Regions from separate parts of the Homo sapiens genome. Here region 2 is linked to region 1. A link is an interaction called in ENCODE POLR2A ChIA-PET data of the cell type or tissue named here. Cell type or tissue: HepG2. All regions are shown on one strand. Each heading gives the region's core, and the rest is flanking DNA. Links, peaks and the distances in the headings are about the cores only.

What was found. Peaks named below come from ENCODE experiments on the same cell type or tissue, not always from the same donor. Only the 100,000 strongest peaks of a DNase experiment are listed, where the experiment ranks them.
Region 2: POLR2A ChIA-PET joins it to region 1 with 5 read pairs; 4 of 35 experiments call an interaction of 5 or more read pairs at or near these places.

The regions. Positions count from the first base shown.
Region 1 is chr2:152,405,000-152,413,336 of GRCh38, forward strand. The region is part of intron 1 of FMNL2 (formin like 2); the gene reads left to right. Among named protein-coding and RNA genes, the nearest start is that of FMNL2, 74 kb to the left of the region's middle. RefSeq lists an enhancer at 276-570. In HepG2, for the core only: no CTCF peak of the experiment used is centred there; DNase peaks (open chromatin) are centred at 412 and 5,212.
Region 2 is chr2:152,538,705-152,547,041 of GRCh38, forward strand. It overlaps FMNL2 (formin like 2), which reads left to right. Exons shown (of 26, transcript NM_052905.4): 3 at 4,035-4,115. Among named protein-coding and RNA genes, the nearest start is that of PRPF40A, 170 kb to the right of the region's middle. In HepG2, for the core only: no CTCF peak of the experiment used is centred there; DNase peaks (open chromatin) are centred at 4,077 and 4,477.

The DNA.
Region 1 (8,337 bases), core at 325-8,324:
AATTCCTGTCTCCGGAAAGAATGGTTGGTAAAGGCACATCCGTATTCTGACATGTTGAGAAAGAAAGGATACATGCTTGGGAACAGAAGTTGAGGCTGTAAATTGTTGGTGGTCTTACTAGTATTGGGAGGCTGTTTTATCCCTGGCATCTAGCTGCTTGTATGGACGCTGGGGTTCTAGAAATAAGTTTTTACTCCTTTGGCTATAATGAGCTGGGCATTATCATTAACTAGAAGGCTGGATTGGAAAGGTTTGGGAAGCAAAGGTCCTTCTGACATTCAACGCATCTTCCTTTCTGGTCTTTTTTGGAGCAGATTTTTCTTCTGTGCTCTCTAGGAAGCTGATGTGGTTCCTGTCCTCCAACTGACCAGTACCTAGAATGTCAACAGAATGACTCATGTCCCCAACATCCTGTCCTTGTTCTGGAGAAAGGGAACTGTTTGCCTTTGGAAAACACAGTGCTTACCTCTGGAAAAACCCCAAAGCAAGCATAGCTTCAACACAGTTTTCCTTAAAGCTCTTGTGATGTCTTGTGATTTTTTTTCCTTGTGACTTTTTGTAATGAAAGTGTTGGTTTTCCTGTGTCTACCTTGCGTGCCAGGTGGTTGAGAATTAGGGAGCTTTAGGTGTTGGAAAGGACCCTAGAGACCAACTGGTCCAACTCCTCTTTATGGTTTTAGAAACAAAGGCCAAGTTGAAGTAAAGTGACTTGAGATCTAGAAACTGGTCAGTGATAATCAGGACTAATTAGTACCTGGGTCTCCTGATTCCTGGTTCTGGGTCTTTGATTTTTATGGTTTGCAGTAGGTTTTTGAACAGTTCACTTGGCTGCCTTATTGGAAGTTCTATCTATGCAGAATGATATTGATATGGGTGGATATTTAAAACTACATATATTATAACATAGTAAAGTCTTTAAGAATACATGATATACATTGAGTTGTTATTCAGAAGCTAGGGGGATGTAGAAGAGTAAGAATTCTTCTGATTTTCAGGACATTCTGTCATAATTTAGCCTTAAGACAGATTTTGGGCAAGGTATATATATCTCTTGTGACTACAAAAGGAGGCTGGATTAGATTAGTTTCATTTGTTGTTTCAGGCTCTGAAATGTTATGATTCCCTATGTCTATAAGTGTATGCTGCACATTTTTTTCCTTCAGTAGTAGAGAATGTCTGCAATGTGGTTAAATCCTTATTCTTTAATTCCAGTATTATAGAATATGGGTTCCATGTAATTTACATTCATGTTGTTTTTCTTGTCAAAGAGGGAACTGAGATAGTTATCTACTGTGTTCAGTAGCATTTTGAGTGGGGAGAGAGAGCTATAGTGTAAGCTTGAACTTGAGCAGACATTAGCACTCTGTTAGGTTACAATTGGTGTTAACAGTAGAGAAAAGAATCAGAGGAAGAGGAGGAAAGAGACTGGTGTGTGGGAGCTAAGGCCCATTATTTTGTTATGGGCTTCTTCCCCTTTTGAGTGACTTAAATGATGTGATTGAAGATATTTGATAGCTCCATCAAGATGGTAGTCTCAATTCCTTCTACAGCCCACACTTTCTCCTCCTAGATTTGAATTGTTATGATGGTAGCATAATTTTTGACAAATGATGTTTGTGTGGAAGTGTACCTTTTATCTGAGTTGAGTCATTGCTTTTGATATTATCACCTCCATTTTACAGATGAGCAAATTTAGTCTGAGAGAATGGTTAAATTTAGAATTTAACCATATGACCTTCCAGGCACCACGTACTGTTCCACTTTAAGTCTAAGACGTTTCATTTACATTTTGTTCTTACTGATTTAGAAAAGTTTATTGTTTTCATTTTCTCACATTACTTCCTGGTGCCTGGCATAGGACTATAACTGAAACATTTTTATAAATGATTTAAAGGTATTGAATGTGATGAACTGGAAAAGAAGAAAAAAGCTTCCTGAGTCACCCAGACTTCATCCTGGCTCTGTCACTTTGTAATCTTGAGAGGAAAGATTAACTTCTCTAAGCATCAGTTTTCCCACCTGAAAAAGTCAGGAAAATATTATTTTCCATACTGGGTTGCTGGGACGATTAGAAACCGAGCATCTGAAAACTCTTTGCACAGTGCTTAAGGTAATTAATGAGTGTTTGTCATTATACTTATGTTGATGTTAAATTAACATCTTAAAGAACTCTAAAATATTTTTCACTTTCTGTTTTTGTTTTTTTTTTCTTTCCCCCTGAAGCTTCAGAATGTCATTTCCTCTAAATGCCTGCCACCCTCAGGGAGTTCTAGTAATAGGGTGAACATAACATCAATGGAATATGAGGAGTTACTATTAGCAGATGCTATTTGTTTCCCTTTTCATTTCTTTTTTTACAGTCGTTTGGGAGAAACCCTTCCAGCCCTGGGCGATGCGGTGTGTCAGTGTCTGCCTTTCTGCCGACTCCTGACAGCGCCTCCCTTCAGGGGTGTGGGTGGAGCTCTTCATGCCTGCCCCTCCTGCTCACATTTCTCGGTTCACTGGAAAAGTCCCCAAATCTTTTTGTCTGCTCAGTTGTGGCCTAGTAGCCAGAGTGGCTCGTGCATTAAACGAAGAGGAACCTATGTTTCTTCTCTTTTCAGCATTTTGGCTGAATTTTGAATTTTTATCTGCCCCATTGAGTCTGTTGGCTCTGGCTGCTGCTGTACCAAGCCCTCTTTCTGGTGTTCATAAACCAATGAGAGTACAATTTCATGGCCTGGGTCAGGCTTGTTTGTTGGTTTCGTCTTAATTAGAAGCAAACCTCTTTGTCTTCCCTTTTCTTCATCTTCCAGGGAGAAATGGATTTTCTAGGCTGAGCAAATTAATCATAGTGGTGTCTAATAAAAAACAATCACCACTGCAGTACCTGGCACACAGTAGGTACTCAGTAGCTGAAAGAAACAGTTCCTGTAGCTCTTCCAAGGTATCCAGCATTTTGTGCAGGTAGGCTGGGGGCTGCTGAAGGATCTGTTTGTGAAAGACGAGAATTAGCTTAAGTAACTTGGGTTGGAAAAGTCACTCTGCCTTCTGAGTGACATATGGGGGCTGGAAGGTGGCAGAGAACAGGGTTGGAGAGTTTCTCTGGTAGGTGGATTAGTGTTGTTCCCAGCTCAGAATAAGGTACATATTTGAAAGTTACTTAACACAGAGCCTTGGATTCTGCCTGTAGGATAATAGATATTGAGTAGTTGTGATAAGTAATCATATGTAGCACTTAGGTCTTTTTATCTTCAAAGAACTTTTTTAAAAAAAACACTTTTAAACACAATGAATTCTACCTTGTATCTTTATCGTAGCCCTAATGTTCTCTTCTGTGTCTTTGTCGTATTATGTTTCTTAGGACAAGTGAGTAAGCTTTGTCAATTGGTTTATAAAACATTTATGCATTTAAAGCTTCCAGGGAGTGAGAATTGAAATTACAGTATCTGGGGCTTCATATTTGCTGGCAAACTGCTGGCTTAGCATTTTCTTCCCTCTTGTCTGTTTTTCCCAAGCTATAGCAGAGATTAAATGAAATTTAGGAATTGTGTGTGAGATTTTGTTTCTCCTTGAAATACAGATGCTCCTAGACTTACGGGTTTTTTTTTGCCCTGATAAACCCATTGTAAGTTGAAAATATTGACAATATTGTAAGTCAAAAATGCATTTAATATAGCTACCCTATGAAACATCCTAGCCTAGACTACCTTAAACATGCTGAGAACACTGACATTAGCCTATAGTTGGCAAAACCATCTAACACAAAGCCTATTATAATAAAGTGTTGAATATCTCATGTAATTTATTGAATACTGTACTGAAATTGAAAAAACAGAATGGTCGTATGGGTACTGGAATTATGGTTTCTACTGAATATATATCGCTTTTGCACCATTGTAAAATTGGAAAATTGTAAGTCAGGGACCATCTGTAGTTCTGTCAGGATGGGTGAAATGCTTGCTGTGCAGTGCATTGATTTCTAAAGTCAATCCTTAGCAGATACTTTAAAACAACAAAGAACTAGAAGTTTCCTGGTTAAGAGGGAAGAAGGGTTTGCAATTGGCTTCATAAATTTCTTCTCAGGCTTTTAAAGTTATGAGTCAAGAACCTTCGAAGCAGTGTTCGTAGGTGCATCCTTTCCTTCCTCACCCCATATTTCATTTATATAACAAGATACTTCAAAGATGCTCCAAAGAAATAAAGACAGTATAATTCCAAATGATTAGCTCAAATCCGACTGCCACATTCAAGGCTTAAAAAAAATTCTCAATTGCTGTGAGGGATTAGAAAAATGGCAGCTGGCAAAAATGCCTTCAGTATAAAGATGATAAGACGCCACTTATTAATTCTTTATATAAGCAATGGTTTTTTTTGGTGAGGATATGGAGAAAGGTAATAAAATCATGGTCTCTGCTGTGGGTAAAACTAGTTTGAGAGCCCCTCCCCTGCTGCTTTTTTCAGAAGTTTAAAAAGGAGGTCAGGAGCAGAGAGTTAGTTTCCCTGACTGGGGGAAGTTAAGGAAAGGAGTGTGAGTGAGGTCATGGAGAAGGCATGGTGAAGTTTCACAGTCTTGTGGATAAGTTTCCCATTTGATATGGGATATAGTTGAGAGTTACATCAAATGGAGTTGCCACCAACATGACTGCTAATGGTGACTCTGGGTACAGAGGACATGGCATAGTAGTAGTTATGCAGTAATCGGACCCTGATTAACGATGAAGCTGATGATGGCATTGATACTTTATGGAGAACTTTGTATGTGTTTTTCCCCCATTTAATCCTTACAGTCACCATTTTCAGATGGTAGCTGGGAGTAGTAGATAATTTTCCCAGGGTCATATTGCTTAGGGGCAAAGCTGGGATTTGTAACCATGATGCAATACTGCACCTGGTGGATGTAGTCAGGGTTATCAAAATAAAGAAAAATTGACCCAAAGATATATTTTAGAGGCAGAAACAATAATAGCTTAGTAATAGTCTAGGTGTGTGAACTCGAGACAAAACGAGTAGGAAAAAGATGGTTTTTAAGTGACAGTTTTGGAAAAGAAGCAACGGGGGTGGCAGGAATGAACAATACAGTTCTGTCTCGGTCATGTTTATGGACTCTTCTTCCTAGAGAACAGCCAATAGTCTTTCATCAGTGTTGATTTCATCTTTCAGCCTTCAGAAAACAGCTGTCAATCCAAGTGCTTGCTGTCGATATGGAGCACAGGTTGTGAACACAGTGCCTTTGTGCCATGCTTTGGTCACATGTACAGGTGTTGACTCTAGCAGCAGACCAGTACCTACTCCCAGTGGAGCTCAAATTCACACATCACACCATCACATTGTCTTCTCATTTAGCCAGTGAAATGATTGGCGTCTCACTGCAGTAGTACAGTGATAGTCATTGATTGACAAGACCTTCTCTGGGAAGGACTACATTTATTCTGATTTCTCCAGATCAGACTTTTAGAACCAGGAGAGGAAGTCTGTTCATGGTCAGAGTTCTTGCTGAGTCAATGTAGTATTTTGAAAGCTATTGTGCCAAGGCCCCAGGATTCTCAGACCTGGCTGAGCAACATGTAACTGATCCAATTTCTCACTGACTCAGGAGGAATGCTAGCTAAATCTTGAATTTGGTACTGTGACTTCAATAGTGGGCCAGTCAAGGGGCTCACGCCTGGTGGACCACCATCCCTTCACCCCCACCCCACCAAGGTCTGTCTGTGCTTGGCTTTTCGGACTCATGGTGAATGCTTGAACCTTTTTATTCCCTTAACATAAACTTATTCTTCTGGGTAAAAAAGTGAATCCTATCCCCATGAAGGATTTGCTTGATTGAAATGAGACCCCCCCTTGGGAGAGAAGTATAAATGTTGTGAGCAGAGTGGCCTTACGGTAGCTTGCTGACTTCCTAGAGGGGTCGTTGTGGGAGGAGAGCCCTGCTAGTTCCCTTTGCCCCAAATTATTTCCCCTCTGTGCTTGCTACAGAATCACTAAGTGTACTGATAGCTCTTAATTACTTCTAGTTAAAGAAGAGCAAGCCACCTGGTCTCTGAATTAATTAGAGCAATACTCTTTAAAAGAAACATCCTCCTTTCCCTCCTTCTTTGCCCCCCAGCAAAATATTTCCTATTAGAAAAAACATATGAAGCCATTGGTTAGTTTTCACTTCCTTTCCTAAGGGATAGTCAGCTAAATATGCTGTCCTGAGAGAATTTGACAGAAGCAGATAAGATTTTTGATAAGAGTTGAAGAGAAATTCTGGGAAGGGAAGGTAAATTATACTCCCTAATAAAAGCCCTAACAAACAGCAGGCATAATTGGTTGTGTATTTGGGGGTGTGTGTGTCAGTGAAGTGGTGTGTATTCTACATACCACCAGTGGGAGGAAGAATGCTGAAAAAAGAGAAGTAGGTGCTTGCTCAAGACAGGAAATATACCACTTCCCTTAGGAATCTGCCCATAGGCCATCTTTGCTTATATTATCCATGCATTTCATTGGCAGTACTCTCCTGGAGTGAGAAGTGGTGTATGAAGTTGGTCCTAAAATCCACTCCTCCCATCTCCTTCCTAAGAGAAAGTTAACCCACTTTGGGCTAACTCAAGAGCCAGCCAGTTATTTTTGCCCATCACTGTAAGTAGGATTACAGCTCACCTTAAATATTGGGGAAAAGTCCTGATCATTTGTTCATTCTATTAGCTAGGGCCAGGTGTTGTCACTGTCTCTAGCACCGCTTCCATTTCACTCCCATTAAATCTTAGCAAATTCCTAGCACTCTGAACAGTGTATTTTACTTGAATGATTCCCATGTGGCCAGACTTCTGGGAGCTGAGCACATGGTACCCTTTTATTGGGTGCCATGAGGTAACCTTGGTACCCTTTGGACATTCAGCTTTCCTTTGAGGTTATAGCTAATTCTCTGATGAACATTTAAGTGGGTGGGGCTGTGTGTTAGCCCTACTGTGTAGCTTTTGTGATCCAGGGAGGTGTGACCCCATTGTGGTATTCCCATAGCTGAGATCATAAAAGCATCCCAAGTGTCATTTGGAAGCCAAACAGTAGGTTACAAACTCATTTTGGGTTAATCTCCCTCTCCCTAAGCTACTTCATCTCCTTGAATGCTGCTAACTGTAAGCTTTTATTTCCTTTCCTGTGTTATCACTCATTAAAGCCTTCTCTGACCTGTATAAATGAGACTGGCTTTTTCCTCTTAGTATTGTCTTCGAGCACTTGGCAGGTGGCATTTGGAGCCAGAGCCTGATGAAAGTTGCCCTTGTGTATTGTTTTTATAAGCTAAATGAGAGGCACAGAAAGAATACCAAAAGATAGACTTTTTCCCTAGGGTAGGAGGAAAAAGGAGGATCAAAAATTTGCAGTTTATGTATGAATTTTGGTGGAATGCCGTTTAGAGGGAATATTTTCTGATTCTGTCTCTTCTCCCTTCAGTCTTATATTTCCTCTTACTTTCTTCTGTATATTTTATATATATATATATATATATATATATATATATATATATATATATATATATATATAAATTAGAAAAAAATTGAAACAGGGCCAGGTACGGTGACTCATGCTTATAATCCCAGCACTTGGGAAGGCAGAGGTGGGCAGATTGCTTTAGCCCAGGCATTGAAGACCAGCCTGGGCAACATAGCAAGACCCCATCTCTTAAAAAAAATACAAAAATTAGCCAGGTGTGGTTGTGTGCACCTGTACTCCCAGCTACTTGGGAGGCTGAGGTGGGAGGATCACTTGAACTCAGGAGGTGAGGCTGCAGTGAGCCATGATTGTGCTGCTGCACTCCAACCTGGGTGACACAGTGAGACCCTGTCTCAAAAAAAAAGCTAAACTGAAATGGAAATTATTTCCATATCTTTTCTTAACCAAGTAGTCAAGTATTTCTGTTGCCATTAGTTTGGACCATATGAACTTGCTGCTGTTATAGGTCAGAAATGGTTGAATAGCAGCAATCTCATGGCTCAACCTGTTGAACCATTAACCCCAGGAGGGTTAATCAGCTAGCCCCTTTCTAACCCAGCAGATAGAAAACTATGACAAAACTATTTGACTCTACTTTCCTTCCTTCTTATCTTCCTCATCTTAAAAAGTTAACAGATATAAAACATAAAAGATATCATTGGCAAGTCAAGGTGACAGTTTTTGGGGGTGGGCAGGTGGCAACAGACACTAGGACACTAGGACAATGAAACCCAGATTTTAAAACAAGGATACAATAGAGCCAGCTTCTGTAGAAATTAGTGTATTTATTCACCAGTCATTGTGTTTAGTTGTCTGAGCTACATTGTATTGTCCTTGAGGAGTAAGAATTGTGCTATTTTTCATTGCATTCCTGACATGCTTAAA
Region 2 (8,337 bases), core at 83-8,082, 130 kb after region 1:
TTATGGAGGAAGAATACAAAGCCCCAACTGTTTTTGTAAAACTTGGGGTTGCCTGTCTAATATCTAAAGGAACCACTGTTTGAGTTATAAATTCAGCACCTGATTTGCCAAACCTTTTCTCTCTGTTTCAATGTGGCCAATTTGAACAACAGAAACATTGGGAAAATACATAAGAAAATTTCAGCACCTTGCCAAACACATTTATTTTGAAGGACTTCAGATGGATTATGGGCATCCTATTTATTTGAATTAATATATTTTTCCCTCTAAATATTAGAATTTTAGATATTGTATTAAAAGTCGAAACTGCTTTGGTTGGCAGTCTTCCATTACCCACACTTTTAAAACTGCTTCATATCCCATGTTATTTTCAGGACCTCGTTGCCTGCTTGCTTGACATCAATGATATAAGTACCTTTATTAAGTTACCAACTTGAGTTGCACTGTGTAGAAATGTTATTCTTTAGTCATGATGAGCTATCAAAATGAATTGAAAAGGCACCTCCAAAGTCTTGGTGATCTTGCTCCTTTTGATAGTTACCACCCCTCCATTGAGATTCCCAGCTTTTCTGTTCATTTTGATCCTCTTGCAAAAAGCACTCAAAATTGGCAGCTTCCATGACTCCATCTTCTAGAGGGTGGGTGGAATCAAGAGTGAACTTCAGAACCTTCTTTTTCTGTCTTCCTTCTCCCCATTTGCCACAAGCTTTTTCACGGGTTCCATGGCAGCAGTGGAGGTAGAAAGAGGAGATGGGCAGACTATGCCAAGGCAAATGGCCCCACCTGAGTTTTCTTAGAAGTGGATGCAATGTGGACCAACTGTGTTTTAAAGCATGAGGCTTCCTTATTTTCTCTTTCTTAATACATCAGTAAGCTGCTCAAACAAATGAAGAATATGTGGAATACAACGACAAATGCTAAATAAGCATATTTGAAAAAGTGTGAGTTTATTACATGTAGACCTTGTTCATAATTTCAAGTCCTAAGGAAATATAGTCCAGTCAACAGGACCAGCAAATGTATGTATTTGAGTAAGCCTTCTGAGTCGCCACAGTCCCAAATAGGAAATGAAAAAAAGCTGCCTTTACTGACTGTCAAAGATAGGGCTCACTAAATGAGTGAATGCTACTGCGTTACATGTGCTACTCCACCAAATTTTATTATTGTAAAAATAAAATTGAGCCCAGGAGTTCAATACCAGCCTGGGCAACATGGTGAGACCTTGTCTTTAGAAAATTAGCTGGGCGTGGTTGCCTGCACCTATAGATCCAACTTCTTAGGAGGTGGAATTAGGAGGATTGCTTGAACCTGGGAAGTCGAGGCTGCAGTGAGCTGTGATTGTGCCACTGCATTCCAGCCTGGGTGACAGAGTGAGACTCTCTCAAAAAAATTTTTTTTGAATAATTGGAATTATATTATTTAAAAGGATAATATTTATTTATATTCTGATATGTGTTTGGCATCAGCTGTTGTCATACATGAGGTTGGAAATAATGACTGGCTTCTAGATAGCTCATCAGTTCATTTTTCTGAGCTTCTTGTGATTATTTTAGCCCTCAGCTGGACTACTGCTAAATCCCCATGGCAATAGGATCCCCTCTGATTCCTTGGTGAGGTGATGGTGATTTAAAAAAAGTAGTTTATACACAGACACAGTGATGGCACTAGAGATGTTGAATAGTTGTGATTACTTAGAAATTGCTCTCGAGATAGAACATTTGAAGGAATAATTAGAAAAAGTGTGCTGTTCTTTTTTTAAAAGCAGCTTGATTGAGATAGAGTTCATATACTACAAAATTCACCCTGATTATTTTTAAATAAAGGGAAAATATTAATAGGTGTCCTACTACAAACCATTCCCCCTATTTTCAAGGATAAACAATAACAAATATAGATTTTAAATAATAAGATTATCTCATAGGTGGGAATTGAACAATGAGATCACATGGACACAGGAAGGGGAATATCACACTCTGGGGACTGTGGTGGGGTGGGGGGAGGGGGGAGGGATAGCATTGGGAGATATACCTAATGCTAGATGACGAGTTAGTGGGTGCAGCGCACCAGCATGGCACACGTATACATATGTAACTAACCTGCACAATGTGCACATGTACCCTAAAACTTAAAGTATAATTAAAAATTAATAATAATAATAAGATTATCTTTTCAGTATTATTACAGTGGCCTTTAGCATTTTAAAATCTACAAGCAAGCAAGGCTTCAGTGGACCATGCAGAATGTTGTGGTTCCCTGTGTTGGAGAAATACAAGTTTCTATGGGATAAACAAATGCATGCACATGCTGGCCAATTGTCAGAGTGAAATACCAAAAAATTCCGTTGTGGAGTAAGTGATAATCAGATTATAAAGAATTAAAGTAAGAAAATACCTTTTGGGTTGTACGTAGAAAAGAACATGATAAAGATTATCCTCATTTCTTTTTTTCTTTTCTTTTCTTTTTTTTGTTTTAGACAGGGTCTCGCTCTGTTACCCAGGCTGGAGTGCAGTGGCACGATCAGGGCTCACTGCAGCCTTAACCTCCCAGGCTCAGGTGGTTCTTCCACCTCAGTCTCCTGGATAGCTGGGACTACAGGCATGTGCCACCACACCCAGCTAATTTTTTGTATTTTTTGTAGAGATGGGGTTTCACCATGTTACCCAGGCTTGTCCTCATTTCTTGATGAATCTTTATTTTTCCTTTAGAGCTGATTTAAACTTTTTTTTGTGAGAAATATAGCATCTATATAGAAAAGGTAGTTAAGCCCGAGAACCAGCATAGTAAGTAGTATAAAGCCAGCACCTTTGTAACTGCTACTCAGATCAAGAAATAGAACTGCTGGCCTCTTAGGAATGTGCCATATTTCCCCCTTTGATTATGACTTTCCCCACTTCAGTCCTCCAACCATGACTTTCAGGCTGATCATCTCCAAGTACGCATATATACACACAATATAAAACCATATATCTATATGTATAGTGTTACCCCTTGAGTGTGTATCTGTAACCATTAAAGTTTAATGTCACCTATTTTATAAGTGTGAAGAAATGAAATCAGGTGTTCTTCTTGGCTCAGCATCAGGTTTGTGAGATCCATTCATAGGAGCATGCAGTACATGGCTTGTTTTCATTGTAATCTAGTATACCATTGTATGAACGTAAATATAAGTACTGGTTCATTTTATGGTTTGTGGACATGTGGCTTCTACCCAGGTTTTTACTGTTGCCTGTTCTGCTTTGGACATTAGGGTCTATAAAACCTGATACACGTGGCATGAATTTTTCAAAGTATGGTTCCTCTTTTGGCAGCATTAGCATAAAACGTGTTAGAAATGTTGATTCTTGGGCCCCACCTCTGACCTACATTCAGATATCACCTTGGACTGTATATTGTGTATGTTTATGCTTATTCCAGTGACTGCCTTTGCTCAGGATACTTTTGGATCTTCCAGGTTGGAATCCATTCATGTCGGCACACACATGTGTACCCATGCAAACATAACACTCCCACATTCCAGCAATTGACTCGTTGCTCATATTTGAAAAAAATTAGCTTTATCAGTTTGAGTCAAATCTTTTGTTATTTTCAAAGATAAAATAAATATCCAAAAGAGAAAGATTTGCCAACATTGAAGATATTCAAAAGAATATGCAAAAGATTGAAGACCTGCTGAAGGAGGACCTGAAACAGGTTGGGCAAAACACCATTCCTAGAATGGAAGCTGCAGGGCCCTACAGAGAAAGCAGTACTGACTCTGGAGTTGAGCAGATGTGGGTTCAAACCCACATGTACATGTGACCAGCAGTGTCATCAAAGAGAGTTCTGCATTTCTCTGAGCTTCAGTTTTCCTCCTATGCAAAGAGGGGATCACATCTACTACCAAGATGCAAAACAGTTAGTACAAAATGACTGCTCGCAGGGCCACATTTATACTGTGGATGCATTTTGGTCATATTTTGGTAACATAATCTGATGTGGCTGACTGTGTCATGGCTTCATACCTTTCATGCTTTGGACTTTTGTGCTTTCTGCAGGAACGATTCCAGGTGAAGAATCCTCCCCATACATACATTCAAAAGCTCAAAGGCTATCTGGATCCAGCTGTAACCAGGAAGGTAAGATGGATTTGTTTCCACTCTTTGTTATTGCTTCCTTATTAGCGAGCAGAATCCTCCTGCATTGGAAGAGACCTTCCTTCCTCTGCATTAGAGCCTCTGCCAGAGCCTCCACAAAAAACAACCTTGGGAGACCAACAACGTAAGAAGACAAAGGAAAAAAAACAACCTTCTCACTTGAAGATGTGTATAAAAGTTCTTTCCTGACATGAGAGTCACGTACCTCTGATGGTTGTTGAGTCACTGCTATTTCCAATTACGTAGGGCAGTGAGTGCATTCCAGAGGTATTCAGGCCCCTAGAAGAGCAGGCTTTGCAAAGGGAATACTTGCCTTTCAGTTTTTTATGCCTTGGTGCATTTCCAGAGACCTTGAAAAATCACTGGGCCTTTGTCATCCCAGCTGTGCACTCACATCCTGTGTTGATGCTTTTAGCAGCTCCCCCCTACTCCCCCCAACCCCTGCCCCTGGCCTGAGAAGGTAAGTAGAGAATAGCTGATTCCATTCTCAACAGACTCTCCCCTTTTACAAACAAGCCCTGCTTTGTGCAGCCACACAATTGGTTTAAACTGATGCCTCGTGGTAAAGCATGTAGCCTGGCACGGCCCTGTGGGCCTGAATCAGTCCTGGGATGTCTCAGGGCAGAGCTGTCCTTGCTCAAGATGGGTGAAGGGGTGCTTTACCAGATAGCATTTGTTTTTCCATTGACCTACAACTCCTGCTTTTAAGGCTCCTGCGAAAATCTCTCAGGCTGATTCTCTCTGTTGTTTCAGTGTGTGATTCTTGAGAAAAGAATGGTATACTTTACCTAGTTAGCCATTTTCAGGGCTCTTGATGCTTGCATTAAAAAAAAAATCTTTTTCTTTATCTTCTACTCTAACTCTTCCTCCCCTCACCGCCCACCCCCCGACCAAAAAAAAAAAAAAAAAAAAGTCCAGCAAAGGAGAACAGCTATTATTTCCTTTTGGAAGTTTCCTAGGCCTTTCTCTTACGGTTAATATGTAGACAAGGGGAAATAAAATCTAGTAGTGATGATGACAGTGTAGTGCAGAACTTCATCACTGGCTGTATGTCATATGTGACTTGAATGTGACACAACCTTCAATCCAGGAACGTACCTGTCAAAGTATCATGATACTTCTCCCCTCGTAAATGTGGCACACACATTTCTTTCTAAAAGACCTGTTGTCAGGTCTTACACCTGCAAATGAGACTATTGTTCAGTTCTTGTTAACTTCTCTCATTTCTCCCTTTCCCTAAGAATGTGGCAGTCTTAATTTCATCATTTAAAGAGGTCTGTAAAGGAGGATACACCCAGGCCTGGCACAGTGGCTCACGTCTGTAATCCCAGCACTTTGGGAAGCTAAGGTGGGTGGATCACCTGAGGTCAGGAGTTCAAGACCAACATGGTGAAACCCTGTCTCTACTAAAACTACAAAAATGAGCCAGGCATGGTGGCAGGCACCTGTAATCCCAGCTACTCGGGAGGCTGAGGTAGGAGAATCGCTTGAACCCAGGAGGCGGAGGTTGCAGTGAGCTGAGATTGTGCCATTGCACTCCAGCCTGGGCAAAAAGAGCAAAAAACTGTGTCTCAAAAAGAAAAATAAATAAATAAATACAGACACACCCATATACACAAAATACATCCCCAGACAGGTGTTTTTCTGCACTATTTCTTTGCAAAGGGACAGCAAGATTCTGTTTTAGAATCGATTTCTAAAGGTTTTCTGAAATCTCCAAACTTGTAACCTTCAGGCTAGATGGCTCAGACCTCAGCATTGAGTCCTAATGCTCACCCTGAGTTGAGTGTGGCAGAGATGCTGATGTTTATACAGAAGACTGAGACCTTTCCTCATGCAGAATTCATCCTACCTCCAAAAAATTCCTTCCACATTTTTCCAGTTCTGAATAGAAAGGAAAAAATATGCACACTCCTAGGGAGTGCTGCTTAGGCCCCCACTTCCATACCCCACATGGAGGAAGATGCTTAGAAGGAAGAGGTGGGCTTCCTCCTGGCACAGTTCCAATTTTCCTTTAGATCAGCTGTTTCTGGGTTTAGGCAAAGAGAACAAAGTGAAACAAAACAACAGATAAGCTTCCCAGAAAATGTTTTGCTTCCTCACAAATAATAAACTGGAGCAGGACATAAGATGTCTGTTTGGGCCTTCATTCCCGACATTTCTGCCCTGGCCCATGTGCGTTCACCTGAATGGCCATGTTTGGTCTGTGCTTCATCTTTCAAGATCAGTCATTCAGCTCAGAAAAAATAAAATGGATGGTGGATTAACCACCCCTGCTTTAGTAAGATTCTGTCAGGAGCTGGCAGGAGGAAATGATCTGTTCCACACAACATAATTGTAATGCTTAAAGCCTGGAAAAAAAGGAGATTTGTTGAAATAAGACATGGCTTGCAGTTAAAATGAGCTTAAAATTCTCAGCTGTATTATGGTGGGGGAGAAAAAGATTTCAATTCGGGGCTTTAAATTTCAGCCAGACAGTCTAGGTTGGGCAGTTTTCCTTTAACTGTGTCTGGAGTCCTCGAATACTTGATTCGTTAATCTTTTGTGCAAATTGAATAGAAGATACTTAATTTGCTTTTTTTAAAAAAAAATTTTAAGCATTTTCTATTTAGATTTTCTTCTAAATAGTTTTAAATGAAACCTCTCGGGCAGAAAAGGAAGAGCCTAAATTAGATATCTCTATGAACAGAACTCTCCAAACCAGCCTCCTTATTTAATACCAGGAAGTGATTAGTCTGTGTTTAAAGGATTCTGGTCCTTTGCTGGCGCTGCAGTTGTGAGATGAAACCTATTGTAGGGCTCATCCTGGGCTCAGCTGCCTCTGGGGGCTCATCCCAGGCCTCCCTTGATGGGGAGGGAAGGGAGAATAGTACAGACTGCTCATGGATCCTCTGTGGCTCCCCATGGGCACATAATTTCTTTTCATAGTGTTTTGCATTCTGGATAGATTTTAGAAGTGCAAAGTGTTAGCACTCATTGTGTATATATTAGAGAAGTGGACTCCAAGACTTCTCTGTGGCCCAGAATCTAGCCGAAAATTGAGCCGTTCCTTAGATAATGTAATACAGGAGTAAAGTCAGTTTAGTTTGCCTCCGTTATCAGGCAGTTGCAGAAGGGTAGTGCCTAGGTAGCATAGTCAGTGCCCAAAAACAGCGCTGCTGCTGTTATTATTACCTCATCGTGTTTTGATTTAGTTACCTGGTTTCGATACATAGCTCTTAGTCCTTCAGTGGACCCTCTTTTATACTCTGCTATGTCCTCAGTGCTACGCTGGGTGCCCTTGTGCCTGATGGCATACGTAAGGGATGACCTTGCCCCGAGGAAGCAGAAGGCGGCATTAGGGGCTGGGTGTTAGTTCCTTTGTGTTGCTATAAAGAAATACTTAAGGCTAGGTAATTTATGAGGAAAACAGGTTTATTTTGGCCTACAGTTCTTTAGGCTGTACAGGAAGTGTGGTGCTGGCATTTGCTTCTAGTGAGGGCCTCGGGGTTTACAATCATGGCGGAAGGCTAAGGGGGAGCGGGTGTGTCACATGGTGAGCAAGAGGGAGGAGGTACCAGCCTCTCTTAAACAGCCAGATCTCACAGGAACTCTTAGGAGTAAGAAGCCACTTATTATCACGAGGACAGCACCAAGCAGTTCAGGCGCTATCTGCCCCCATGACCCAAATACCTCCCACTAGGCCCACCTCCAACATTGGAGGTCCTATTTCAACGTGGGATTTGGAAGGGACAAATATCCAAAGTATATCAGGGGCCCAGCAGAAGCAAAGGCTGCAGGGAATGAGTCAGAAGTGCACATAACACAGAGCTTGGAAGGCTGAGTTATTTTCTGACAACCACCTGTGCAGGCAGCCCGAGACTTAGGACTCTGACACGGGAGTGGCCACACTGAGCAGCCAGCATATCTGGAAATGGTTGCCTTAGCTGTGTGACCAGAGACCCTAGAATTTTTTGTCTCCTTTCTCTTCCCTTCTCTATATACACAGCAGACTGCCTGCTCCATTCTACTGACTCTCCTCTACTCTATTCCTAATTTTTAGCTCCAAGGAAGAGTTTAAAGAGAGAGAATACCTTTAGCTGCCCATCCTGCATTACTTGCCCCCATTCTTTTTTTTTTTTTTTTTGAGATGGAGTCTCGCTCTGTCACCCCGGATGGAGTGCAGTGGCCCGATTTCGGCTTGCTGCAACCGCTGCCTCCCAGG